2 separate regions of the Homo sapiens genome follow, and region 2 is linked to region 1. Evidence: chromatin loops called from intact Hi-C (ENCODE). Cell type or tissue: OCI-LY7. All regions are shown on one strand. Each heading gives the region's core, and the rest is flanking DNA. Links, peaks and the distances in the headings are about the cores only. Region 1 overlaps PLEKHG1 (pleckstrin homology and RhoGEF domain containing G1). Region 2 overlaps PLEKHG1 (pleckstrin homology and RhoGEF domain containing G1).

Evidence for each region. Hi-C counts contacts between places; a loop is a spot of excess contacts. Peaks named below come from ENCODE experiments on the same cell type or tissue, not always from the same donor. Only the 100,000 strongest peaks of a DNase experiment are listed, where the experiment ranks them.
Region 2: a loop joins it to region 1, with 4 times the contacts of the local background. A loop is called at or near these places in 1 of 110 quality-filtered maps.

What each region holds. Positions count from the first base shown.
Region 1 is chr6:150,616,364-150,627,963 of GRCh38, reverse strand. All of the region lies in intron 1 of PLEKHG1 (pleckstrin homology and RhoGEF domain containing G1), which reads right to left. Among named protein-coding and RNA genes, the nearest start is that of PLEKHG1, 22 kb to the right of the region's middle. RefSeq lists an enhancer at 4,257-5,286. In OCI-LY7, for the core only: no CTCF peak of the experiment used is centred there; DNase peaks (open chromatin) are centred at 3,563 and 4,753; H3K4me3 peaks cover 2,813 bases; H3K27ac peaks cover 4,407 bases.
Region 2 is chr6:150,758,358-150,774,488 of GRCh38, reverse strand. PLEKHG1 (pleckstrin homology and RhoGEF domain containing G1) reads right to left here. Exons shown (of 17, transcript NM_001029884.3): 4 at 5,751-5,851. Among named protein-coding and RNA genes, the nearest start is that of MTHFD1L, 99 kb to the left of the region's middle. In OCI-LY7, for the core only: no CTCF peak of the experiment used is centred there; DNase peaks (open chromatin) are centred at 8,908 and 9,318; H3K4me3 peaks cover 1,519 bases; H3K27ac peaks cover 1,538 bases.

The DNA.
Region 1 (11,600 bases), core at 1-8,000:
GAAGTCTGCATCCCATAAAACGCCCTGCATATTACTCAGCAGCACGTTTGGAAGACAAGGCAGCAGTTGTTTATTATTATCTATGTAATCTTGGATTTCAGTTTCTAATGATCACAGATGGCAATAAACTCTTCCACTAGTGCTCAAGGCAAGAGGGTGATGGAAACCTTTCCTAATTGTGGCAAACATATGTTGACACAGATATTTATATGCAATTCTGCCAGGCAGGATACATTTATATCCAGTTTTATTATACTTGTGATCCTAAAAAACAAAATCTATGTGTCAACGTTGGATTTTTCAGGTATGCAGTCATTCTCTTAACTTCCTGCTTGCGGACTAGTAAATACTTTTTTTTAAGATTACGGTTAAAAAAAAGAAGTGCAGTTTCCCAGAAGAAAACCAGATGTTTAAGTTTTATTCTCAAAAATGATGTTGGTGTTGATTTTTTTTTAAAGGCCACTGCTATTTGTAAGCTCAAGTTTTGTTTCTCTTCACCCTTGGGATCTGCACTACAATAATCTGTGGAAATGTCCACCCTTCTGAGTGGAAGAAACCCTGATAACCTTATTTTTGAAGAAAAATTTTCAATCAGAACAGAGAATATTGCAGTGTTAGCAAAATTAAGGAGTAAAGTGATGCTTTTGAGTCACTCATAAGTATATTTTAAGAATAGATTTTGCAGATTTTAAATACAGCTTAGGAAGAGAAATGATTAAAAACTTGACATCTCTGACTGCCACAAAAAGTGCCTTTTAAGACCTAAATATTTTTTATCTTTCAAATAAATATTTTGTCCAGAATTTGACACAGTATAAACAAACATGTCTGATATGGACTTGCTGATTTAACTTGTTGTATCACATCTCTTGAAACAGGGTTCACGAGCAAATTCTTCTTCCCTTGATCTATTACAAGAGATCACGCCACACCCCAGAGTCCCAGTGGTGGCCTTCCCTCGCCCCTTTTTCCCAGCATGTCCCATGCACTATAAAGAATGGTTTAGTTGCTACTATTCTTTCACAAGCTTTCCTGAGTTTACTAATGGTTGAGCACAAAGATATTTAACTTCAGGTTATAGTTTCATGTAACCTAGACCTACAATGGGGGTAAAAATACAAAACACACACACACGCACACACACATACACATACACACACACAGTGTGGTATGCAAATGGAATGGAACTACTCTTAACTCTTGGTAGGATATTGTCCTTCATGAATCTCAAACGATGGGCTTGAATTGCTTGTGTGCCTTTGAGCCCTTCTGAAATGGAATTTACACGCACCTCCCCAAAGAGCTTTACTTATCTTGGGTGGTGTCATGAATGAACCTTAGAAACAAAAAATGCTTGCCAGCAGGGTACATCTGAAGCCCTTAAAGCATCAGAAAATGTGAATTAACCAACATGGTGCAGCAGGCCGGAGATTTACCCTTCACTCCGGAGAGCCCGGCAGTAAACAGAGACAGAGCACATGTTCTGGTGTCCCCAACGCCCCTTCGCAGGCAGACACACAGATCGAGACAGACTCCTGATCCCGAGGCGTCAATGGAACGTCCAAGGTCAGCATGGCGAGTTCTCCTTCAGGAGAGACCACACTGAAGCTCAGCTGGCCATGGAACTCTGAGCCTTCGCCTGAAGGCCTCTGAAGATAACACCCTTTCTTTAGGCAAATCTACAGTGCCTTAGTATCTCTCTCTATTCCTTAACGGAAACAAAATATGAGCCTTCTTACAGACCCTTTTTGTCTTTCTTGCTGGCCCTCAGGAGATCTTATGCATTTTGTACAACAGACCCCCCGCCCCCCGCCCCACAATGGCCTATGTTGCATAACTTACTTGCCATCGTGGTGCCTTTGCAGTTTTTTCATCACCCCCACAAACACTTCTGCTGGTATGGAACCTTTGAAATTAATGTGCAATTCTCTATCACTCCTCATCCCAACATATTTCATCATGCATCCCCCCATGACATCTTCCTACAGAACCACAAGCCATTATGATACCTGAAAAAAGTACCAAGAATTCCATAACATCATCTAATATCCAGTTGTGTCTGTCATGGGCTGAAGTGTGCCTCCCCCAAATTCATATGTTGAAGTCCTAGCCCCTGGTAAATGAGAATGTAACTTTATTTGGAACTAGGGTCTTTAAAGAGATGATTGAAGACTGGGCATGATGGCTCATGCCTGTAATCCCAGCACTTTGCAGGGCCGAGGTGGGCAGATCACTTGAGGTCAGGAGTTCGAGACCAGCCTGGCCAACATGGTGAAACCCCATCTTTACTAAAAATACAAAAAATTAGCCAGGCATGGTGGTGCATGCCTGTAATCCCAGCTACTCAGGAGGCTGAGGCAGGAGAATCACTTGAACCCAGGAGGCAGAGGTTGCAGTGAGCCAAGATTGCACCACTGCACTCCAGCCTGGGTGACAAGAGTGCAACTCTGTCACTTAAAAAAAAAGAGAGAGATGATTAAGGTAAAATGAGGTCCTTAGGATGAGCCCTAATCCATTATGACTGGTGTTCCCATACTAAGAGGAGATCAGGACACAGACACACACAGAGGGACCACCATGTAACGACACAGGGAGAAGACAGTATCTGCAAGCAAAGGAGGCCTCAGAAGAAACAACCCTGCGAAGAAACAACCCTGCTAACACCTTCATCTTGGAATTCCAGCCTCCAGAACTGTGAGAAAATATATTTCTGTCATTGAAGCCACCCAGGCAATGGTACTTTGTTATGGTAGACCTAGCAAATAAATATACTCTTCTAAACTTATTTTATAGTTTTTAAAAAATCCATTTTTTTTTTTTGAGATGGAGTCTCACTCTGTAGCTCAGGCTGGAGTGCAGTGGCACGATCTTGGCTCACTGCAACCTCCGCCTCCTGGGTTCAGGCAATTTTAGTCTGGCTAATTTTCATATTTTTAATAGAGACGGGGTTTTGCCATGTTGGCCAGGCTGATCTCAAACTTCTGACCTCAAGTGATCTGCCTGCCTTGGCCTCCCAAAGTGTTGGGATTACAGAAGTGAGCCACCACGCCTGGCCTAAAAAAATCTTTAATTAACCAAATTTTATCCATTATACTTAGTTGTTATGAAAAAAATCACAGGCTTTTATTTCAGCCAAACTGGATTTCAAGTATGAAATTCGTACAAGGTGCCTTTGAAGTGAATTCCTTATTTCTAGGCTTCACTTTCCTCATCAGAGACACCAGCCAACACTGCCTGCTGTTGTTGAAGTGAGGCCGACTGTGGTGACAACTGAGAAAAAAAAAATTCTATGAAAGTGTTGGTGCATAGAAAGTTTTCAGCAAATGTCCCTCTCATTCCTTAATCCAAACAGAAATCCACAGGTTTCTGTTGGAAGTAAGGATGAAGAACTGATGGCTATGCCTCCAGGAGCCATCACGATGATAATCATCACCCTACTGTACTTTGCAAAGTAAAATCGTCCTGGCTGAATTTCTTAAGAGGCTGTCCTATAGCAGTCACATTGCTAGGTGCTCCATAGGACGGAAGACCTCCTTTACTCATGAAGAGTAAGAGTCCTTTACTCATGGGGCTCGAGTGTTGAGGATGTGGGAGGGAGAGGCAAGGTTGCCTGCAATGGGAGTCCCTTGTTGGGGAGGGGAGGATCCTGGAGACAAGAAGCAGAGATAGGCAGGGTGTGAGGGCCCCTGAGCGAAGGCAGCAGCACCCCCAAGGCCCAGGCACCTCCAGACTGCCTGGAGCACAGGGCTTTGAATAGGTCAGTATTGGGAGAAAGACCTGGAACAGGAGGTTAGGGTCTTATTCAGGGATGAGGCTCAGAATGAGAAATGTGTAATAAATTCTACAGCACCATGTAGTCACTGCAGGATCTTACATGAGGATTGTGCCTAACATAGATGATCCTTTTCAATTAGCCATCGCTATGGTTCCAGAAGCTTAAGAAACCTATAATCTAATACATTAATCTGATAAGGCGTTATTACTGCATCCAGCTCAACTGCTGTGACATTCTGTAACCACTGTGCACAGCTTAACTGGAGATTTAAGACACATTGAAGATTCTGTTTTCCTCCTTGAGTAGGTGTTTTTAGGTTGATATAAAACTTCATCATACATACACATGCACAGTGACCTCCAAAAGCCCAATACCACAGGGCAGCACGGTAAACAGGTCGCTGCAGCCTCGGATGCTCAGAGAGGCACATGACAAACGTGTGGGTCTGGCTGGGTGAAGACAGAGGCAGTGGCAAGGCCATGCGATCCAAACACAAACCTCGTGAATAGGCTGAAAAAGAGCACCACAATTGTACAGTGCACACGTGGGGGGCCTGAGGCCAACTCTGCTGTCCGTTTGCAGTACGCGCAAGGGCTGAACACTGGATTAGAAGGGAAGAGAACTAATTTCTAGTTCTGCTTCTACTACTTAATAGATACGTGAGTTTGAGACCTGGAGTTCCCACTGGAAAACTACAGAGAATGCCAGTTGACCTGCCTCATCATCTGATCATTACAGGCCGCCTGACACATAAAAGGCATGCGACATTTGTTATTTGCGTGATGTGCTTGCCCGTTAAAAGGGTGCTGATGGAGGACGCAGGTGCTACCTTCTCATAAAACACTACTGAAGAACCCAACAGCCAAGCTCTCACAAAACCAGGTCAAGTGTTTTTCCCCAAGGTTATTTAACTTGCAAAATGAAATGAAACAAGACTTCCCATCTGTTTTCCTCTTTCTGGCTGCACCTGTGTGGTTGAAGGCAATGATAACATCAGATGTGATTTCAGTGTCATTTGATGAATTATATTCAAGTGAGGCCTGGGGTAGGGAGAAGTGAAACCTCAAGAATGTGTCATTGACATACAGGATACTTAACACAAACAACAGAAGCAGAAGTGGCCTCAACAAGCTTCTGCGCTCATTTCCTACAGAGAAAAAAAAAAAAAAGATGCTCATTAAGAACCCATATCTATTGGACACAAAAGGAAGTGCCGCCTCCCCTCTTCTCTAATAGACTGGCTCAAACAATGCAGTTGACCAAGTCTTTTTCCCTGAGAGGGGGGATGCCACTACAAAACTCCCTCTTTGTTTTTCTATCTTCTAAAAGGGTCTTACATGGTATTACGAACTCAGGAGATCTTGAGAGAAACATTTGCTGATTTTAAATTTCAACTTATAGAAAAATTGTCCAATCTCCTGCAGTGGCAAAACACCATCAACACAACGAAATGAACCTAGGGCAGAGGATGCCTAGAGGAACACATCCTGTAGAAGTAACTTGTCCTTGAACAAAACCTGTTGGAGGTGATTAGGGGATCCGTCAGAGGTTCCTACTAATTCTGTCTACACTGGGAGGGGGAGGCTGGTGAGGGGTGGAAATGGCATCTGAGTATTGTCTTATTACTGAAGGGTGGGCTCTGGGGTTCATCCCAGTAACCTAACTCAGAACAGTGGTAGGGTGGGGAGAATTCCGGAGGTGGCTCTATGCTGCCTGGGAAGCTCTGGCACCAAAAGAGTACCCATGGGGAATGGGGTACAGGCACAGGATGGGTGACCCACCAAGCTGCCCACACACTAAAACACAGCCTGGTGTCTCTAGTCATTTTGATTTTTGCAAATTTAAAAAAAAATTAAGGCTGGGAATGTTGCCTCTTTGTTACTGAAAGTAGTATAACATACTAATTTATTATTCTTTACCTTTGGGCCAAAATTACCCCTCACCACAGCATGTAGAAGAGTGCCCATATAACATGTTGGCTTTTATTGAGATTCATTCACTTAACAAAATTATATACATCTGAGACCCCACAGCATGATAGGCTCATTCAGCTCTCTGCTCCCTTCCGTCTGATATAACACAAAGTGTTGGCTGGCACAACCAAGCTGACCCCAGGTGTGGACAGAGCTCTCGGAGGAGGAAATGGTATTAGGGAGAAGTAAGGGAATCAGAGCCTCAAATATGAGTTGGATTCAAATGTGCATCTCTTACCTACAGCTCAAGGTTAACTGCAACTCACACAACAGTTCTGGACGCAACACGGTAAGACCAGGTAATGAACTGTAACGTGTTCAAGTCATAAGATGTTACCTTAGCAGAAAACAGACATCGAAGTAAACAGAACAAGATGTGTAGCACAAATGATGACAGATGTACATTTGGACAGCACTCATAACCATATATTCAAATAGGTCACTAATGGTCCGTGTTATTGCTCAATAACATCATCTACACTCATTTAGTATTTCCCAGTTTTCAAATTGCGGGCTTATAGTGTTTAAAGTGATTTGTGCCAGCCAGGCATGGTGGCTCACACCTGTAATCCTAGCACTTTGGGAGGCTAAGGCTGGAGGATCACTTGAGGTCAGGAGTTCAAGACTAGCCTGGCCAACATGGTGAAACCCCGACTCTACTAAAAATAGAAAAATTAGCTGGGTGTGGTGGCATAGGCCTGTAATTCCAGCTACTCGGGAAGCTGAGGCAGGAGAACCGCCTGAACCCAGGAGGTGGAGGTTGCAGTGAGCCGAGATTGTGCCACTGTATTCCAGCCTGGGCAACAGAGTGAGACTCCATCTCAAAAAAAAAAAAAAAAATTGATTTGTGCCACAAAAGCCCCTGAGGTGGTAAAACTAATAGGAACCCATGTGTCAAAAAGGGAAGCTGATATTCAGAGAGGTTGTGACTTTTATTATCTCCTAGCAAAGCAACAGCCCCAGAGTCTGACACTCTGGAACACGGCCTTCTTGCACAAATGCTGGACCCTCACCAACCATCATTCCTGTACATAATTATATCAAGTCCTACTACTTCTACTTGTCAGGCCCCACTCTAAGCACATTGCCAGTATTAATGACTCTTTGCAACAACTCCAGGAGTTTGTGACCATTATTAAATTCATTTTAAAGGTAGAAAACTGAGGCACAGAGAGACTAAAGTCAGGAACTTAGAGATTCAATCCAAGAGAGGCCAAAGGTTTTCCCTTGTTGTCAGAGGCAGGATAAATTGCATTGTTTTATTTCCTTCTTCAGGTTATGAACAACCAAGTTTTATTTGGGTGTTCCTAAGAGAGACTCTCTCCAATCTCAATTCATTCTCTCTCCCATTCTTCATGGCACTGATCATTTCTCATAATATCTGATGTTCCCTTGTTTGTAATGTCTCTTGTAGAGATTGCAAACCCCACGAGGGCAGAGCCTCCGTTCTGTCTCCCTTATATCCCAAATGCATGGTGCAACTGATTGATGCCTGGCACAAAACGGGTATAGAGATATTTGCTGAATGAACACACATATAGACATACAGTCCTCCTAACAGCAGAAATAGACCAATTTTTGAAAATAGGTAAGTCAAGTCAGTAAGATCTGGCAATTTAAAAGACAAGCAAAACAGAACACACAATTGGCTCTGTTTACCCTCCAGTTGGAATAAGTGGGTGTGGAGGGCCCGATGGCCATAGAGGGAGTGACAGTGTTTACATAGAGCCCTTCCCCTCTTGCACAAATACTGAAGGGGTCTGGGGGGACAAAGGACAGGCCAGGTTGCAGCAGCAATCTCTTCCCTGATCAAGACCCACTAGGTCTGGCCTGGGCACAGCCTGGAGTCAGCAGAGCTGAGGTGCTTCTGAGTAGCGGTGTCTTCCTTGGAGAGAAACGCTGTCAGGCCTCCCAGTATTCAGGGCTCCCTGCCCAGGGCCAGTGAAGGACTTTGGGAAATACAGGCTTAGAATTATTTCTAACAATCAAACCGAAATTGTTGTTTTTCTTTCCATTCACCCACACGAAAATCCCCTTTCAGATTAAAAACACAATAAAAGTTATAAAAAATATACACAAGAAAATAAACACAATAAAAATAAACACAAAGACAAAAAACAAAAATATGAAATGTGTAATGATTGTGTGATTGTGACCAAATAAACGATAATACATATACAGAAAATGCAGCATCATAAATGCTGGTGTTAATGAGATAACAAAAACGTGTGGAAACACTCTCCTTAATTCAAAACACACCTTTTAGGAAAAAGACATCAATTTATGCCCTCAAACTATAAGCAGTCAAGCAGTAAATGGGCTGTTGTCTAAAAGACCTGTCATCTCAGCCAAAACTGAGAGCTGGTTTTTACCATGTGCTCCTATGAGAAGTGGAGTAGCGCTATCCTAAGCCCTGGTCCCTGGAGCTGTGAAGAACATAATGTAGAAGGGTGAAAGAAAAAAGAACCTTTTTTCTTTTATGACTGGCTAAAGAAAGCATCCAGAAGCACACATTTTATTTTCTTTACCCCTGTACTTCCTCTCACTCCTGCTCCATAAAAGCTGCCTTATGTCTGCAAAAGCTCCCTGCTCCCAAACTGCCTTCTATGCCCTTCATCATCTGTTCCCTTGGTATGAAGCATCTCAGTGGGTATCAGGAATAAAGCAGTCAACACTCAATTAATTCAGATGAAACTGTGTCAGAAAAACATCTATGACCAGTTGTATGAGTTTCTATTGCCCTCCAAGGCAGCAGGAATTTGGAGTCACTGGTTTCCTGAGCTGGATGATGGACATCAGAAAGACACAAGGATGAAGAATGCTTTAAAAAGACTCTACAAGGCAGAAGAAGGGAGAATGAAAGAATGCAACAGCATTTATGGGGCAGAGGGCAGGGAGGTGCGGAGGTGGGAAAGGCGAACGCAGGCAGGGGTGCTAAAGTGCAAAGGAGACCACTGGAAGGAGAAACTGAGTGCAAAACTCAGATGACCTTTGAACGCCCTCCCCTAAACCCAAACGTCTCTAGCTCAAATGGATCTCTCGTTGAATTTTGAGAAAGGGCCATCATTTGAGTCAAATTGTCCAGGATCTGTTCCCAAAGTAAGTCTGAACTGTTTTTTCTTTTTCTTTTTTTAGAGACAGGATGTTACTCTATTGCCCAGGCTGGAGTGCGTGGTGCAATCACAGCTAACCACAGCCTTGACTTCCCGGGATCAAGCAATCCTCCAGTCTCAGCCTCTGGAGTAGCTGGAACTACAGATACTGCCACCATGCCCAAATAATTTAAAAAAAATTTTCTTTATAGAGACAGGGTCTTGCTATGCTGTCCAAGCTAGTCTCGAATGCCTGGTCTCAAGCTATCCTCCCCATCTTGACTTCCAAAAGTGTTGGGATTTTGAGCATCCAGCCTGTTTTTCCCTTTCCATCATTTCTTCCCTTTTATTTCTGTACCAACTCACAAGAGCCAGCTGTTAAATGTCAGAAATTTTGTAAGCCAGGTGTTGAAGCCATTATTAAAGAGTAAATAATATACATTTAAAATTAAATAAATCCTATTAAAAACAAAGGTATAATGCCCAAAACTCATCACTTCTTAATTATTTCCCTGCATTTTACTATCATCTATGCTCTTAGGGTTATTTACATCTATTGCATCTATGTGGTAGAGATACTAGACAAACGGTGCAATACTGCACATCTCTTCCCCACTCTGAATTTAATGTCACACTGGCAGCTTGATATCAGCCACAGTGGGAATATTTCCACACCATGGATATTGGCAAACATTACGAATCAGGCCTGGAGAACATGTTAATAATACAGATTAAACATAAAGATGTGCTGTGTCTGTAGCCACCATGTTGTATAAATAGCACACACAGAAAAAGCCAAAATATTCATCCAGCATTCAAAAACAATCATTCAATTCAGCAGAGGAGTCACTCGTGTCACTGGCAAATGAGTAAAGTTCTGACATCATCTTCATTGTTTCACTTTTGTCTTACTCATTAATGTAAAAGAAAATATCAAACAATATTCAGGTCAAAACTACATTCACCTATTAATAGGTCAGTTACTAACATAAAAAGTTTGCAAACATCAACAAGAGCTTCTATGAGAATCAATATAAATTACTATTTGCAAATTGTATCACACATTCTATGAGTATAATTTATAATAAACTTATATGTATATGTGTGTATATGTAATGGCTCATGTGTGCATACACACTCACACGCATGCTGAGTCTCCCACCTCCATTCCAGTAGGTTGTTAAACATTAACCAGCACACACCATATAAGCTTTCCAGTGCTCCTGTGTTTCAATGTATTCTTGCTCCCCTTAAGACCTGTTCCCACACCCCAGGCCTTACACAAAACAATGGCTGCTGATATACCCATCAATAAGCTGCAATAGGTTTGTCTGTCAAATGTCCTCAAAGAATGGAAGGAAATCCTCTGCATTTTAAGCCCTGGTGAAGGCTCTCTTGCCTGGCTTCACAAGCTGACTTAGAGCAGTTGGCAGCTGTATTCACCGCTCACCATCAGGATCACTGTTCTCAACTTTCTTCGGCAGCCGGAAAGAGATAAACACCTTCAAATTAGCCCCAAACCTTACTGAGTTCTATGGGAAACAGAGACAAGGAGATTTGGAGGTCTCTACTTCCAAAGGTTCATGACATTAACAGTCTTCTTCTAAAAGCCTCCAGACTTTTGAGGTCATTAAAAACATTTAAAAGTACAAGTGGATTCTGCCACACTCGTAATTAACTGGTTAATTACTTCTCATCAATTTACTTTTAAATTTCACTAGGGCATCAAGTTTGATTTTGAAATTCCAATAGAAACAACAATTCCGTTGACTCAACTGGAGGATAAAAGCGCTGTCTTAGCAAAAACTTTTTAAAAAGGAAGTCTCTTAATTCTTCTCTGGGCCACCATGAAAACAAGTGTGATTAAAGTGATTGTTATTCTTCAAACTCAGTGAAGCATAATGGATTCTATAATCTTCACCAGAAGCATACCACCAAATGAGTGTTTTTTTAACTTAACAAACCCTCCAAACTCAGGATACCCTGTTACAAAGGATTTCCTGTAATTCTCTGGGAATATGCAATGCAAGAAAATTCACAGAATTTAAATATCTGAAAATATACAACTTACATTAATTGCACTTCTTCAAATTCTTAATGTTGGTAAAAATCATTATATTCCAAGTTCTTGATTTTCTTTTTAATCTTCTTGATATTTAAATCACATCTCCCTCAATTGAGGTCATAATTCTAGAACTTCAACATTTACCAGTGATTTTTATAGATTGAGAATACTGCAACCTCAATCATTTCTTTAACAAATTCAGTCTTTCAAACAGGAGTCTGATTAGTACACCTCTTTGTGAGATGAACGTGTTCTTACAAGACAGTAAGCTGAAGCAGGCAAGTAGTGCATATTACTTTTCAGGGTTTCCTGATGTCACCATGAAAGATTGATAACCCAAGAAGACTCACATCTTTAGACGTTTCCTCTCCAGAAGAGAATGCTTCTGAATTTTTCAGTAAACAACCCTTGCCAAATGAAATCTTCATTGGAAATGCCTAGTTGTTAATTAAATACTAGCTCTAGTATTTATTTGTACTTAAGTGGGGCATCCCACCAAAAGTTGAACATTTTAAATATGGCTTTTTTTCTCTAGAGAAGACACCTCAATAGTTGATCAAGTACTTTAATAGCCAACATGAGCCCCAGCTTTGCAAGGCACATGAGCAGTACAGTTCAGCAATGCTGGCCAAAGGCATCCTTGCCTCCCTCCCAACTGCCACATCTTCTAATGGTACCTTCCTTTTCTCTTCCCA
Region 2 (16,131 bases), core at 4,279-12,278, 140 kb before region 1:
GTAGGGTTTATTCTAGTAATGTTACATATGATTCAAATCAGGTCCCCTATTAATATTTACCACATTATGAATAGAAAGAGTAAAATCATATGCTAACTTTATTAAAGGCATACTAAGCAATGAATAAAACTCAATATTCACAATAAAATTTTAGCAAAAGAGGAAAAAAGTGTTTGTCTAAATCCATAGCAAACATCACACTTAAGGGTAAAACATTCCTGCTAATGCCAAAAAGAAGATAAGGACGCCAATGTCTAAACAATATTGTATAGGAAGACTTACCCAAAGCAATAAGACATGAAAAAGATAATAAAGGGTAGAAGAACTGTAAAAGATGACAAAAAAGCTTCCTCATTTTCAGACATCATTGTCTACACAGAAATCCAAGAGATCTATGAACCACTCTTAGAACAGGAAAGTTGAGAAAGTTTGTTACAGTATTGACATATAAAAATCAAAAGCATTGCTAGATGAGGATAATATCCAATTTAAACAATAGAGAAAATGTTCTAGTCCAAATAACATCAAAAGCTGTAAGTATCTAGGAATAAAGTTTTAAAAGTTACATGTATTTAAAAAAACATAAAAGTTACATGTATGAATCTGATGGAGAAATTAGAAAATATTAAAGGAAATTTTAAAAGCTTGCTTGAAGACATGTTTATGGATGGGATGACAGTAATGTAAAGATGTCAATTCTGTTGAAATTAATCTATAAAATTTAATGCAATTTCAATAAAAATCCCAATAGAGTAGTTCAAAGAAATGACAAATTAAAAAAAAAATTCCTTGACAGGGCAGAGTCAAGAAAATCTAAGCCAGTGTTGAAGAAGAGCAATGTATGTGGGCTTGATCATCAGAGGAGTGTGGTATGGGACAAGAATGGGTGGGCCAGTGAAAGAGAACACAGACCCACACATCCGTGTAAGTCTTGTTATTTTTATTTTTATTTTTTGAGACGGAGTCTCGCTTTGTCGCCGAGGCTGAAGTGCAGTGGCAACATTTTGGCTCACTGCAGCCTCTGCCTCCCGGGCTCAAGCAATTCTCCTGCCTCAGCCTCCTGAGTAGCTGGGATTACAGGCACTCGCCACCACGCCTGGCTAATTTTTGTACTTTTGATAGAGACAGGGTTTCACTGTATTAGCCAGGCGGGTCTCAAGCTCCTAACCTCAGGTGATCCACCTGCCTTGGCCTCCCAATGTGCGGGGATTACAGACGTGAGCCACTGCACCCAGCCGAGAGAAGTACTTTTCAAATCAGTGGCTAGCCATATGAAAATAAGAGTTTAGATCTCCTTACTATACACCATGCCTCCATCAATGTTAGGCACATTAAGGACAAATGTGAAAGACAAAATTTTAAGACTTTTAGAAAAAAATAGAGTATATTTATGACCTGAGATTGAAAGGACTTTTTAAAAAAACACAACACAAAACCTACGCACTATAAAAAGTATACTTAGTCAAACTTACACGTTATACAATTTATTTTCAAATAAACCATAATTAAAGTTAAAAGGCATGTCTCACGGTAGGAGATATTTACATCTCACATAATCTGCAAAGATCACTGGCCAGAATTCATCAAGAACTCCTATACAACAATAAGAAAAAGAAATATCCTAATAGAATGGGCAATGGATATGAGCCAGAAAACTGCAGAGGAAATCAAAATGGCCAATAAGAAAAGATGCTCAATCTTAACGCAATTGGCAAAATACAGAGATAGATCATCACCAATGGATAATATACACAGCAGTTAAATGAACTAGAGCTATAAATCCCAAAAACAATGTTGAGTGAAAATAACCTGTAAGCTGACACCATGTATGCCATGTTTGAAATAGGTGAAAGCATATGACTTATTTTTTGAGACAGGGTCTCACTCTGTTGCCCAGGCTGGAGAGCAGTGGTGCCATCATAGCTCACTGCAGTCTCAAACTCCTGGGCTCAAGCGATCCTCCTGTCTCAGTCTCTTGTGCAGTAGGACCACAGGCATGTGCCATCATGTCCTGCTAATTTTTTGATTTTTTGTAGAGATGGGATTTCGCCACGTTGCCCAGGCTGGTCTCAAACTCCTTGGCTCAAGCAGTCCTCCCACCTGGGCCTCCCACAGCATGTTACACATTTTAAATAAATACTTGTATATATAGTAATGGCAACAAAACCATGCTTGGGAAAGAAACAACAAGTTTTGGATGGCAGTTCCAGCACAGTTGTGTACTAAGCCAGGTTACACTGGCTTCCCTGAGCCAATTCTGCACATCTCTTCTTAATTCCATGTTCAGTGATGTTGTGTTAGTAACTTGAAATCTGCTGTGATGGGAGTGTTTATACCACAGAAATCAAAAAACATTATAAATTCCAGATCCTCCCTCCCCTTTCCCCATGCTGGAGAACTGGTTTACCAACACATCAGGGTGCCATTCTCCACAGAGCAGAATGTGACTGGGGAAGGGTATATAACTGGATTCAATATTGTTTATAATATCTTTATGCTTCAAACAAATGTTAAAGCAAATAAGACACAAAGAAAGGAGTAATATGACAAACTCCCATGAGCCACGCCTGACTCTTTGACAGAATGTCTTTCTGTGGTTTTCTGTATTTTGGAAATCTTTACTGAAAAAAGAAACCTAGTCAGTTGAATTTTTCAGGCCAGCATAATACCATTTCTTTATGCCCTCTTTAATTTTAGATTTAAGTCTTGCCTAGTTGGCCACAATACATTATTTTGAAAAACTTGGACCTGAACTAATAGGAGCTGAAAGTTATTATTTCAAGCCCCAACCACAGATTTGCCAGATAGGTGTATCTTTGAAATCGATACACCTATTGATTTGTTGAACCCGGGAGGCGGAGGTTGCAATGAGCCGAGACTGCGCCACTGCACTCCAGCCTGGGCGACACAGTGAAACTCTGCCTCAAAAGAAAAAAGAAAAAAGAAAAGAACAGAGATGTGATTCAGGAATGTAAATCTCAGTCATCTAACTTCTGCAGACGGGGGTCCACTGCAAAGATCTCTTCTTGCCAACTCGTTCGTTCGTTCATTCATTCATTCATTCATTCATTCAAGATGGAGTCTCACTCTGTTGCCCAGGCTGGAGTGCAGTGGCGCGATCTCGGCTCACTGCAACCTCCACCTCCCGGGTTCAAGTGATTCTCCTGCCTCAGCCTCCCAAGTAGCTGGGATTACAGGCATGTGCCACAACACCCAGCTAATTTTATTTGTATTTTTTAGTAGAGATAGGGTCTTGCCATGCTGGCCAGGCTGGTCTTGAACTCCTGACCTCAAGTGATCCACCCACTTCGGCCTCCCAAAGTGCTGGGATTACAGGTGTAAGCTACCATGCCCACCCTCATTCTTATTTTTCTTTAAATTAGGAGACACGTAAAGATTTAAACTCTAGCGATTAAGAGCCCCTCCTGGAGTAAGCCACAACTTCATGAACCAGAGAAGCAGGGCTCCACTCTGGCAGGAGGGCACGTGGCTGAATGCCTGGGGTTTGGAGTCAGAGAGGCTGAGATAATGCATATGAAATGAAAATGTATCTAAAGCTCTACGGCCTCTGGCATGGAGCAAGCACTCTATAAATATGCCCTACCATCAACTCACAGCCAAACCACAGAAGACCTAGGCCAGGGGCCTCCCAGGATCTAGCCCTCTTGCCTCTTTCTGGGTTACAGGACCATTAGTGGACTCTGGAAGGAGAAACTGTGCAGGGGCTCACAGGATTTTATCATCAGCGATTGCACAATGAGGGCTGGCTTTCACACCAGCACATTACTAATGAACATGTAGACTCTGGATTCTCTAATTCAGTTTCTATGCCCTTTCTCTATTTTCTTTTTCTTTCATTTTATCTAGACTGTGTATCTCAACCATGGCTGCACATTCCAAACACCTGAAGACCTTTGAAAAATTCTGATGTTCTGGCCCCACCTCGACCAACGAGTCAGAATTTCTGAAGGTAGGATCCAGCTTCCCAGGTGATTCCAGTGGGTAGCCCAGGTTGAGAAATACTGATGCAAAATACACAAACTGTTTTTCAAAGTCTGAGTCAAATGAAAAAAGTTCTGTTGTAACACTGACACTTCCTACATCCTAGGCTTTCAGAATTAAAGGATAAGCTATTTCAAGTCAAGGAACATTTCTCCCAGAGGTCAGGCTTGTGCTAGGTGTTGGGATTCAAGGATGGCAAAGGATATGTGAATCCTGCCCTCAAGGAGCTCACATTTACCAATTTTAGTAAGCCAAGATGGGTAGGACTGAGTTTGCATTTATAGCTGAGTCACAAAATGACAGGGCATTGCAGAATTTTATAATGGGATTTCACTATCGCAAAATCAAGAGCATCGTAGGCTTATATTTTGGTACTTCCTCTGTGCCGGCACTTTAGGTTTATCAGTTCACGGGAGCTTCACTGTAACCATATGAGGGAGATTTTCCTATTATTTCCATTCTTTCCTTCAATACAAGTTTGGATGCCTCCTATGGGCCTGACACCATTTTAGACATATAGACAATAACAAAACAGACTCCTGTCCTTGTGGAGCAAATGTTTTGTGAGTCAGGGTGGAGAGGAAAGGAACAACAGGCATAATATAAAAGTCGATCATATAGTATGTTAAAAATTGACGAGTGCCATGAGAAAAAGGAAAAGTGGAGGAGGTAAGGTATGTGTGGATACTCAGGGAGCCTCAGCGAGAAGAAGGATTTGAGTAAAGACTTGACATACAGGGGTTAGTTAGTTTCATTCCATTTAAAGATTCACTCAACACATACAGGGGGCTTTGCTGGGATGCAAACTCATGTATGTTGAACAGCAGCTTCTGTGCTGTTAACCAGTCTACGAACTTATGTTTTTCTTTTTCTTTTTTCTTTCTTTTTTTTTTTTTTTTTTTGAGATGGAGTCTTGCTCTGTCACCCTGGCTGGACAGATTGCAGTGGTGCAGTCTTGGCTCACTCAACTTCCACCTCCTGGGTTCGAGCAATTCTCCTGTCTCAGCCTCCTGGGTAGCTGGGGTTACAGGTGTGCACCACCATACCTGGCTAATTTTTGTATTTTTAGTAGAGATGGGGTTTCACCATATTGGCCAGGCTGGTCTCGAACTCCTAACCTCAAGTGATCTGTCCACCTCGGCCTACCAAAGTGCTGGGATTACAGGTGTGAGCCACCATGTCTGGCCCTAACTTTACTTTCAAGAAGTATTAATATAATAACTTATTCATTCACTCTCTGTCTTGTTTACTATTTTAATTTTCTAGCCCAGTGTCTGCTACATACTTACATTTTTAATTAAACTGATTATTTAAAATTATCAATTCAATTGAATTAATATGTTATGACTTGAAGTATGTATTGTGTGTTTACTGTGTCCAGCCCACTCCCCAGGTAGAAGAAAAGTTATAGAAAATTCAGTGTAGCTGGGGATCCTGGAGACTAAGCAAGTACATATTCTTGGATGTCATGTTCATGTCATATTGTGGAAGAAAAGATGTCATTGCCCCACCAGGGCAAATAGGTTTCTTCTCTGAGCCAGGAGGATGGAGAGAGAGAGAATATGGAATACATGTGAGACTCATAAGGAAATAAGGATACTTCCAAGCAGAAAGCTTCTTGGCACAACAGCCCACAAAAATATATGAAGCTGAGTCAGGGGTTACAGGTAAAGTTTCTTAGGCTGCATTCATTTGAGAAATTTTCATAATGCTCGTATGTGAGAACAATCTTTTGAATATTAACTTACCTATTGAAGTGGTAGATATCCTGTATGTTTCCAAAAAGGGCTGATCTTTCTTCGGTCCCCAGGGGAAGTTTTGTTTGGTCCCTGATGCAGTCAAGGTAATCCTGTGAGATCAATGAGAAGGATGCCTTAAACACTCCTGTCCTTTCCAAGTCATCTTTAATTATGCCCAGTGCATCTTTCATATCTGTTTCAAGTAATTATTTTACTAGTGTGCTCATTAACTCTGAGAGTACACAGTTGCTCTCTTATTACTGGCCCTAATACTCACCTATTTATAGAACGAAGAGTTTTAGGAAAGAGAAAGAGTGTGGTATACATTCTGTCTACTCCCTAAATATATTAGAGCTTCCCCAGATGGGGCTACAATGACCATAGTGCCAATAACGTCAGTTTTGGTATAACCACATCGTCTGCTTTTTCTTTGACTGATTTGTATGATTAAAACATACTCTAAAATTCATATAGTGAAAAACCAGAAATAAAAATTCTGAACTGACAGAATTTGTTTTAAACATAACCTTAAGTCACAAAACTATCTGTTGTTAAAACTATAGAACCAAATTCTTTTTCAAATACCAACTTATTTTTTTAAGTGAAAAAAATAAGCATATAACTTACTATGCTGTGTTAATTAGCCACAGAAAACTCTCAATTGATTTTGTATGTTTTAACATAGAAACAGCTCCCAAACAGATCTGCTGTGGATTGAGACCCATAGTGGGTTAAACTGACATAGCTTAGAAGTTATTTGAACTGTTGAGAAAGAGGAAAGCTGCTTTCTGCCCCTTGTGTGCTAAAGAGTTCATAACTGAGTGTTCCCCTTTCCCTAGCAAGACTTGAAAAAGGATTCTGTAGGAGGCAGGAAAACAATACAGAAAAAAGTGAAAACAGCTGAAATAACGTAAAATAAAAAGTAAATACAGTCCTTGCCCTAGGCTGAACAATGAAGTGTGGCTCCCTCCCAAACGTAACATGGCGATCTGCAGCATTTAGAGGAAGTAACCCTGTGAAAAGCCAAGCAGACCATGAAAATCCCAGCACCGCAGCCGCATTCCAATGTCCAACAGCAAACACTGTCGTGTTTAGATGCAGCTAGAGAAAGGAGAAGCTGAAATGTAAGATCCATTAGATAATTGTTTCTTACGCCTTTTATTAATCCACCTTCATTCTCTCATGTTCTTTAGGTTCCTCCAATGCAAAATAGGCAAGGCTTTCATCATTAACTTTCTCAAGTGGCACATTTCACAGTTTGCATCAAATTAGGTTTCGTTCTAGTGCTTTCATACTAAAATCATTGTCATGCATAAACCAATGTACATAAACCTTTTTTCAAAACAAGCTTTGTGGTAACAACTTTTCTTCTTAAGAAAGTAGTCACCTCGGTAAGAAACTAGATTCAAAAGATTTAAAAGTAGTTGGCATTAAAATCCCCAAATAGCTTGGCCTATTCTCCTTACTGTTATAAATGGAACAATCATAAGAGCTTGAGTACCTGCATAGGACAGACAGGCCCAAAAAAGGCCCAAAAAAGAAAAACAAATGGAGGCCAGAATTGAAAGAATGGTACATTTTGAACAACACATAAAACCTACACTCCCTCAAAATAAAGAAATATATTCATTGATATTTCTGTTAAATTACACATGGTCCAAAAGGATGGACTAATACTCAATGTGCAGTGAATGTCTGTATTTAATAGCAGCTTAAGACTTTGCTGGACATTTTGGAGGGCATATTGTACACAAAATTAAGAAGGTAAAACAGAAGGATGTGGATGGGCATGAGCCACACACAGCATGGCAGGATGAGGGGCGGGGCAGGGGTGGAGGGTGCAAGCCACATTCACCTGGCTGAATTCAGAGGCTCTGCAGTGGGGCTTAAAGAGAGAATGAACAATCCTTTCTCTCACTTCAAGAGCGAAGCTTGCTCATTTGCAGAAACCTGATACTAAATTCTTCATGTGAGAGAAAGGTTGAGTTAAGGGGCTTAAAGAATTTCATCTGGGGTTACAGACAAAGAACCATGGCCAGCATCCAACAACTGATGGCCCATCGCCAGCTCAAAGAGTTTCAAAAACCTCAGAGTCCATGGCAGAGAAACTAAATTTTAAAAGTTGCTTGTTTTCAGAAATTATTGAGAAAACAGATCGTGAGGAGTCCACATTTTTGTAGACCACTCTAGAAAACAGATCAAAGTTGTATGGTCATAACTTGTTCCCCCCCACTGATCATAAGTACATCTTTTAAATCTAATACTTTAACCCTAGACTAGCTCCTGAAAACTAAGGCAGCATGCCCTGCATTCACAGCTGTAATCATCTGTAGCCAAATGAGTGGTTTGAAGCTCAGTGATAATAACAGTTCATTCTGCGCCCGAAATGACAGTGTAAGGACACCAACGAAATTTATTAGAGCCTGTCATGCTGCTTATTAATTTTATTGGCTTGATGTCAGCACCTATGGTTACCCTGCTGTTAACAACTATGAAGGATCAATTTAAAACTTTTGCACTGAAAACAATTATTCTCCAAGAGGATCAAAGAATTTACCCTAGTTTGGTGAGGGAAGGAGCAGAGAGTACACACAAAAAAGGGCTTTTCACCATTTGAATGATGTTCTGTGATTTAAAATTTCTCCTATTTACTTTCTAATCAGTTTATGTCCTTAAGATCTCTACCATTATAAGATTTGCACACGAGCAGCCTCCTCTAATTAACTTTTTCATTCCTTGTAATATGTGTTATTGAAAATATCCAAGTAGATATCCAAGTAGATCTGACTTGGTCCTATTCAAAGTATGGGAAGTGGGCAGGAGCCAATTTGCAAACTGTTTGCTGCTGATCTACAAGGAGATAAGTACAGACATCAAGTAAGCATGCAGAAACTAGTTTACAGAATGATTTAATATCAATCTAATAATAAATTTGTGCTTGTACTTTGTACATCTTATTCTTCTTCTAACTTTTCTAGTATTCTTTTTTAAATTGTATTTTACAAAAGAATCGGTGTGTGATAGATGGAAAGAAAACACACACACTTGCCCCTCACCATGGATAGTTTGAGAAGCTCTGATCTACATAACCATCCAGCAGGGACATGCTATAGAAAGAAGAACTGAGACTGAAGGCAAATTCAGCGCCCTTCAGAGCTTACCTTATTTCTATGAGATGCCCGGAAATAGGTTAGTTAATAGCTCCTGCACTTCCCTTCTTCTTCTGATATCACATTAAATTTTTTTTTTTCTTTGAGACAGAGTCTCACTCTGTCACCCAAGCTGGAGTGCAGTGGCACAATCTCGGCTCACTACGACCTCCACCTCCCAAGTTCAAGCGATTCTCCTGACTCAGCCCCCTCGAGTAGCTGAGATTGCAGGCACGTGCCATCATGCCTGGGTAATTTTTGTATTTTTAGCAGAGACGGGGTTTCACCATGTTGGCTAGGCTGGTCTCAAACTCCTGACCTCAGGTGATCCACTTGCCTTGGCCTCCCAAAATGCTGGGATTACAGATGTAAGCCACTGCACCTGGCCCTGAGAAATAATCTTTTTTCATTTCTCCAATCCCTCTACCCTTTCTAGAAAGTAGTCTGTTTACCCAAAAATTTGCCTTTCAAATTTCATGTATTACGTTGGGATGCCTCTGAAACTAGAATAACTTACATGTGTATAGTAATTTACAGTTTAAAAGCACATTAACATTCATTTATACAAGCCTTCCTCCCATCTTTTTATTTTGAGGATGTAATAATGTGTGCCAAGTGCTGTTTTACAGGATAAGAATTAAAAAAAAATGCATAAAACATGATCCCTTCCCCCAGCAAGCTCCCGGTATAGTTGAAGAGCCAAGTGTAAACAAATAAATAGAATAGTGTTTTGGCAGCAAGACTGATAGAGATTCAGTTCACAAGAGAGGGCAGGAAAGGCGGAAGTGGTCCGTTCCAGGGAGGGGAGAGGCTTCACAGGGAAGGTGAGGGTGGAGCTGAATCTTGAAGGATGGAGTTTCAACACAGCGAAAGGAGGAAGAAGACAACATCTAGGAGGCCAGAAATGGGTAAACAAAGGCACAGGGTAACAAAAAGGACACTAAAAGGAGTTGAAAAGGGCTAGATTTCAGGCCAGCCAGATGTCAGGGTTGAGACCAGCTGGACAGAGCAGGGCGTGCGCCTAAACACACAGACCCTTGAGGGTGGGGCTGCACTGCTAGATGAGGCTAAATGGGGGCCGGGACAGGTCATGCAGAATCTTCCACGCTACATAGCTGGTGGTAACCACTGAAGCGTGTGGTGAGATTAAAGATGGTTCCATCATCAATAAAGAAAACAGGGCCGGGTGCAGTGGCTCATGCCTGTAATCCCAATACTTTGGGAGGCAAACACAGGTGGATCATCTAGGGTCAGGAGTTCAAGACCAGCCTGGGCAACGTGGTGAAACCCCATCTCTACTAAAAATACAAAATTTAGCGGGGCATGGTGGCAGGCACCTGTTAATCTCAGCTACTCGGGAGGCTGAGGCAGGAGAATCGCTTGAACCCGGGAGGCAAAGGTTGCAATGAGCTGAGATTGCACCACTGCACTCCAGCCTGGGCAACAAGAGCTAAACTCTGTCTTAAAAAAAAAAAGAAAAAGAAAAAGAAAATAGGAGAGAAGCTATAAAGCTGCTGGGGAGGCTGGTTAGGTGATGCATGCAGCAGACAGGTATGTGCAGACCAACTCCTAACCCTGAGTCAGGTGGAGAGGAGAGGTATTTAATGGGATGTGGAGAATAATAGAAAGCATGGAGTCCAGGGTGACAGCATGGTTGAAGTGACTGATCAGCCATGTGGGCTTTCAGTGGAAGGAAGTCTGGGGCTCCTCTCTCTTCGTCACTTCCCACCTTAAGGAGGAAGCTGCTGTTTCACCAGCTCCCAGGAAGGATGCTTTCTCATCCACTGTGGCATGAGTGAGTTAAAGTCAATGAGTACATGGGGACCCATCTGTCTCCTCTTCCTTTTGGCTGTAGCATGGAGACAGCTGGGCTGCTCCCTCTGCAGAGAAGGACCCATTGGCTTCTCTCCTCTGATTTTCCTTCCTAGGTGGCTGGTGAGGTAAAACCAAGCCAGGGCCAGCTCTAGCAGGCCCCATCTGCAGAGGCCTGGGCAGGGCTGTTCTGAGGTTTGGTACCCCCTGGACTGGACTTCTTCAAGCCAAGATGAAAGGTTGAAAGGCATCTCTGGGGGTTTGTGGTGACAGGAGACAGGCCTACTTTTGGCCTAGTTAATCCAGATCGTAGATTTCCATGTGCTCAGGCTGGCTCATTTTGTTCTTGCTAGGGCCCAAGCTCTAAGAAAAAACATGGGTTTGATTTTCCAGCCATTGTCCTTTGCACAAAGAGTGCCCTTACAGAACATTGTGACTGATAAGATATTGGTTAAGGCCCGGGCACGGTGGCTCACACCTGTAATCCCCACACTTTGGGAGGCTGAGGCAGGTGGATCACCTGAAGTCAGGAGTTCCAGAACAGCCTGGCCCAGCATGGTGAAACTCCATCTCTACTAAAAATACAAAAATATTAGCCAAGTGTGGTGGTGGGCAGCTGTAATCCCAGCTACTTGGGAGGCTGAGGCAGGGGAATTGCTTGAACCTGGGATGCGGAGGTTGCAGTGAGTTGAGATTGTGCCATTGCACTCCAGCCTGGGCAACAAGAACAAAACTCCGTCTCAAAAAAAAAAAAAAAAAAAAGAAGCTTTATCCCTCCTGTTGGTGCTCAAAGGAGAATGAGGGAGAACATGTAAAAGAAGTTCAGAGTTTGACCATTTAAGTGCTACAAGAATTATTTACAAAGTACTGTGAGAGTACAGAAGAACACACTGCAAATGAAAGAAGCCCTTTATCTTTCTTCCAAATAAGCCACTGAACAGGGTATAATAAAATGTCCTGCTGTAGCCTATAGATAAAAGTATCAGAAGTCCAATCTTAAGTGAATCTCTTTTCTCTTCTTTCTCTGTGAACACCTAGGGAGGAGGAAGTTACAGCCAAAGAAACAGGATCTGGGGAATGGTGGTCTCCGGCCACTGCATTAGGCTGGATACAAAAGCTCTTACTATGGAGATAGAGTTTTCCCTGGGTCCATACAGTCTAGACCCCACACCACAGAGAAATGTACTGAAAATCCAATGTAGAAGGAATGGGACACAATCTTTCTGGCAATAGCTTTGGGCAGGGGGAAGGAAGGAGAAGAAAGGGAAGAAAGAAAAAGAGAGGGTTGGGCCGGGCACAGTGGCTCATGCCTGTAATCCCAGTACTTTCTGAGGCCGAGGCAGGCAGGTTATCAGAGGTCAGCAGCTCGAAACCAGCCTGGCCAACATGGCGAAACCCCGTCTCTACTAAAAATACAAAAAAAAAAAAAATTAGCCGGGCTTGGTGGCGGGCACCTGTAATCCCAGCTACTTGGGAAGCTGAGGCAGGAGAATCGCTTGAACCCGGGAGGCAGAGGTTGAAGTGAGCTGAGATTGCGCCACTGCACTCCAGCCTGGGCAACAGAGTGAGACTCAAAAAAAAAAAAGAAAAAGAGAGAAAGAAAGGGGAAGACAAAGGGGGAAGAAAGATATGACAGAGGCTGATCTTACTGGTAATGTGATGTGTGGAACTCTGTTAACGGCTCTGAGATGCCTGAGTAAAAGAATAAAATATCGGGTGGTTTCAGCCTCATTTACCAACTATAATACTTGCAGTACATAAACCATTGGTAAAAAATGTCAGGAATGGCCTTCTTGTTAAGCTGTGACAGATGATACATGCGCCTGTTCAGTCCCCTCTATTGTTTTGCTACCTCCTCCTGAAAGGGGGAGAGCTGTGAGCTTTCTCATAGTGAGGAGATGGGCCAGCTGGGCCTAGGAAGGGGCAGGAGGTGGCAGCTCTTCCCAGAAAAAGAAACTTGGAACAGGAATTCTGTTAAAAATAGAAATGATGAGTAGAAAGAGAAATACATCTTTGCTTGAAGACAATTAGGAATATTTGTTTGGTTTTCCCTTAAAGACTTTAAGCAAAAACACATCTATGAACAAGAAATTAAGAAATAGAATTAGTATTAATATGTTAAAGTTCTTAAAGCAACAGGACGCCCATCTTTTCCTACACTTCTGACAATCATTACCGAAATCAATTGTCTTAGGCCAGGTGTGGTGGCTCACCCCTGCATCCCAGCACTTTGGGAGGCCGAGACAGGTGGATCACCTGAGGTCAGGAGTTCGAGACCAGCCTGAAACCCCGTCTCTACAAAAATACAAAAATTAGCTGGGTGTGGTGGCACAGGCCTGTAATATCAGCTACTCGAGAGGCTGAGGCAGGACAATCGCTTGAACCTGGGAGGTGGAGGTTGTAGTGAGCCGAGATCGCACCACTGCACTCCAGCCTGGGTGGATCACAAGGTCAAGTAATCGAGACCATCCTGGCTGACACGGTGAAACCTCGTCTCTACTAAACATACAAAAATTTGCTGGGCATGGTGGCGCATCCCTGTAGTCCCAGCTACTTGGGAGGCCGAGGCAGGAGAATCGCTTGAACCCAGGAGGTGGAGGTTGCAGTGAGCCATGATTGTGCCACTGCACTCCAGCCTGGGCAATAGAGTGAGACTTTGTCTCAAAAAAAAAAAAAAAAAAAAAAAAGAAAAAAAGAAAGAAATCAATTGTTTTCATTTACTTCACAGTGATGTCATTTATTGACTTCATGTGGATGTGTATAAATGTACTGAAACCTAAAAAAGTTATAATAATGGAAAAGCAGTTTGGTATAAACATAACACTAAAATCAGTTCCTTATATTACCTTTCGGTATAACAATTAGAAAAGTCCTTATAAGAGGCCTTTTTACAATAATAACGTAGCAGAAAAACTTAATTTTGTTGCCTTGTTAAATATTTATTTTCGAAATTGCAGTTTCCAAATTACATTGACAACGTTCTCATATGCCAAAGTGCTTCTAAAACTGACAGAGGTAGACAGTTGGCCATGATGAAGTCCTGTTGCATACTGAAATATCTTTCCAGACCTATTTGCAACCTCCCATTACTGTTTTTTCTATAGTGTAAATCCTATCATTATTTCTAGCTACCAAAAAAAAAAAAAAAAAAGCAAAGCATTTCTGAAATAATCTATGTGCTGTTGAATGCATGTAAATACAAAGTCTTCGAAGACTATGTATTTTAAAGTCTTCAAAACGGGCCACCACCGTGTTTACCAGAATCCCCTGGAGTAAAGCTCAGTATGAGGCTGCTGTGGGCATTCACTAGATAGAAATTTGAAGCAAGTTTATTAACCACTCCTTTGAGAATGATCCCTCCAGTTGACTTCCTTTCCTACAACTTTGTCTTCCTTGTCATCAGGTTAACTTTACACGCTTTTTATTTCTTTTTTAAACTACCTTTTTACTCTCCAGGTCCCAGGCCAGGTAAGGAAGCAGACAGACACAATTAAATGTGGCTATAATCCTTAAAGTGGAAAATGGGAATGGCTGGTGAGGTGGTGGAGGAATGCAATGTCTTGGCAACACTTGACGCATCTGAAAATAAGAAACTGATTCATCTTCATTATAATCAGAGGACTACTGGTGTAATTTGAAACATGGTGATTAAGGAAAATTAAGTAAAGCCCAAAGGGTTTTTAATATGGGGAAAAAAATCAGTAAAATAAATGTACATTATTACATAATCTGAATTTTAACTCCTCACTGCTATTTATCATCATTATTGGTTTCTCTTTTTTCTTTATTTTTGTTTAGAGACTGGCTCTGTCATCCAGGTGAGAATGCAGTGGCTTGATCACAGCTCACTGCAACCTGGAAATCCTGCCTTAAGCAATCTCCCGCCTCAGCCTTCCCAGTAGCTGGGGTTATAGGCTCACACCACCACACTGGGCTAACTTTTCTATTTTTTTGTAAAGATAGGGTCTCACTATGTTGCCCAGGAGACTCCTGACCTCAAGTGATCCTCCCACCTCAGCCTCCCAAAGTGCTGGGCTTATAGGCATAAGCTACCACACCCGGCAATCATCATTGTTGTTATTTTAAAGTTTATTGCTAAGCACTGAGCTGTCTGCTTTATATGCATTCTCTCATTTCATCTTCACCGCAACCCTAGGAGACGGGTCCCACTCATCCCATTTTCCCGGAAGCTGAGAAAGGCTCCATCACTCCCCTGAGGTCACACAGAGAGTAAATGCCTCAAGCCATGCTCAAACCAGGATCTGCTGACAATAGCCTGGGCACTGAAACCCTACAGGGTCACTTCAAAGGTTTTATACCTTAACACAGTATATTTAAACAGGAGGAGGGGTTTGCTGATGATTAATTTTGAGAGTTAAAGGTAATTTTTATCAGGTGTCAGGTAGGAGCCAACCAAAAACAGCCACCCTGATTGACTAGGCACCTCCCACCTGCCAAGATCATCACAGGCTATATCTGAATTAGGATCAGTCCCATTCACATGCGGTACCCACTGCCTTCATGTTTTCATATGTATACATCCCATGGCATGTTTTCCTTCAGCCAAGCACACCAGCTTTCAACCATCTGCCACGTTCAAGACTGGCTCATGAGTTCTCGTCCTTCCTTCTCACTAATGCATGCCTTTACACTCCTTTAAGACATCCCATTTCTTGCCAGCCACCACACGGTGGGCCACTTGATCCCTCTTTATGGACAAGTCTCTATATACCTCGTCCCACAGAAACACACTCCTTCCCCAAACCAGTCACAGGGAGTCAGGGCAGACGCATTCGATCAGCTCTCTGAGCACCATGCTACTTTCAAGTAATATGAAATCATGACATGATGGGGAGCCTGGAAAGCAGGGTGTTTTAGCTCTAGAGAATTAGGAATCATTCTGAAATGAAGACAAATCAGAAATGAAGAGAAAGATGGAAGCTCTGAAGAGAGCCTTCAAAGGAAAATGCTCACGTATTGAAATGGAAACATACAAAGAGGTTCAGGAGCTGTGTAGAAGAGCATCCGTATCACAGACAACATATGAAAAAAAGCTCAACACCACTGATCATTAGAGAAATGCAAATCAAAACCACAATAAGATACCATCTCATGCTTAGTCAGAATGACGATTGTTAAAAAGTCAAGAAATGGCCAGGTGTGGTGGCTCACGCCTGTAATCCCAGCACTTTGGGAGGCCAAGGCAGGCAGATCACCTGAGGTCAGGAGTTTGAGACCAGCCTGACCAACATGGTGAAACCCCATCTCTACTAAAAATACAAGATTAGCCAGGCGTGGTGGTGTGTGCCTGTAATTCCAGCTACTCGGGAGGCTGAGGCAGGAGAATCACTTGAACCTGGAGGCAGAGGTTGCAGTGAGCCAAGATCGTGCCATTGCACTCCAACCTGGGCAACAAGAGTAAAACTCTG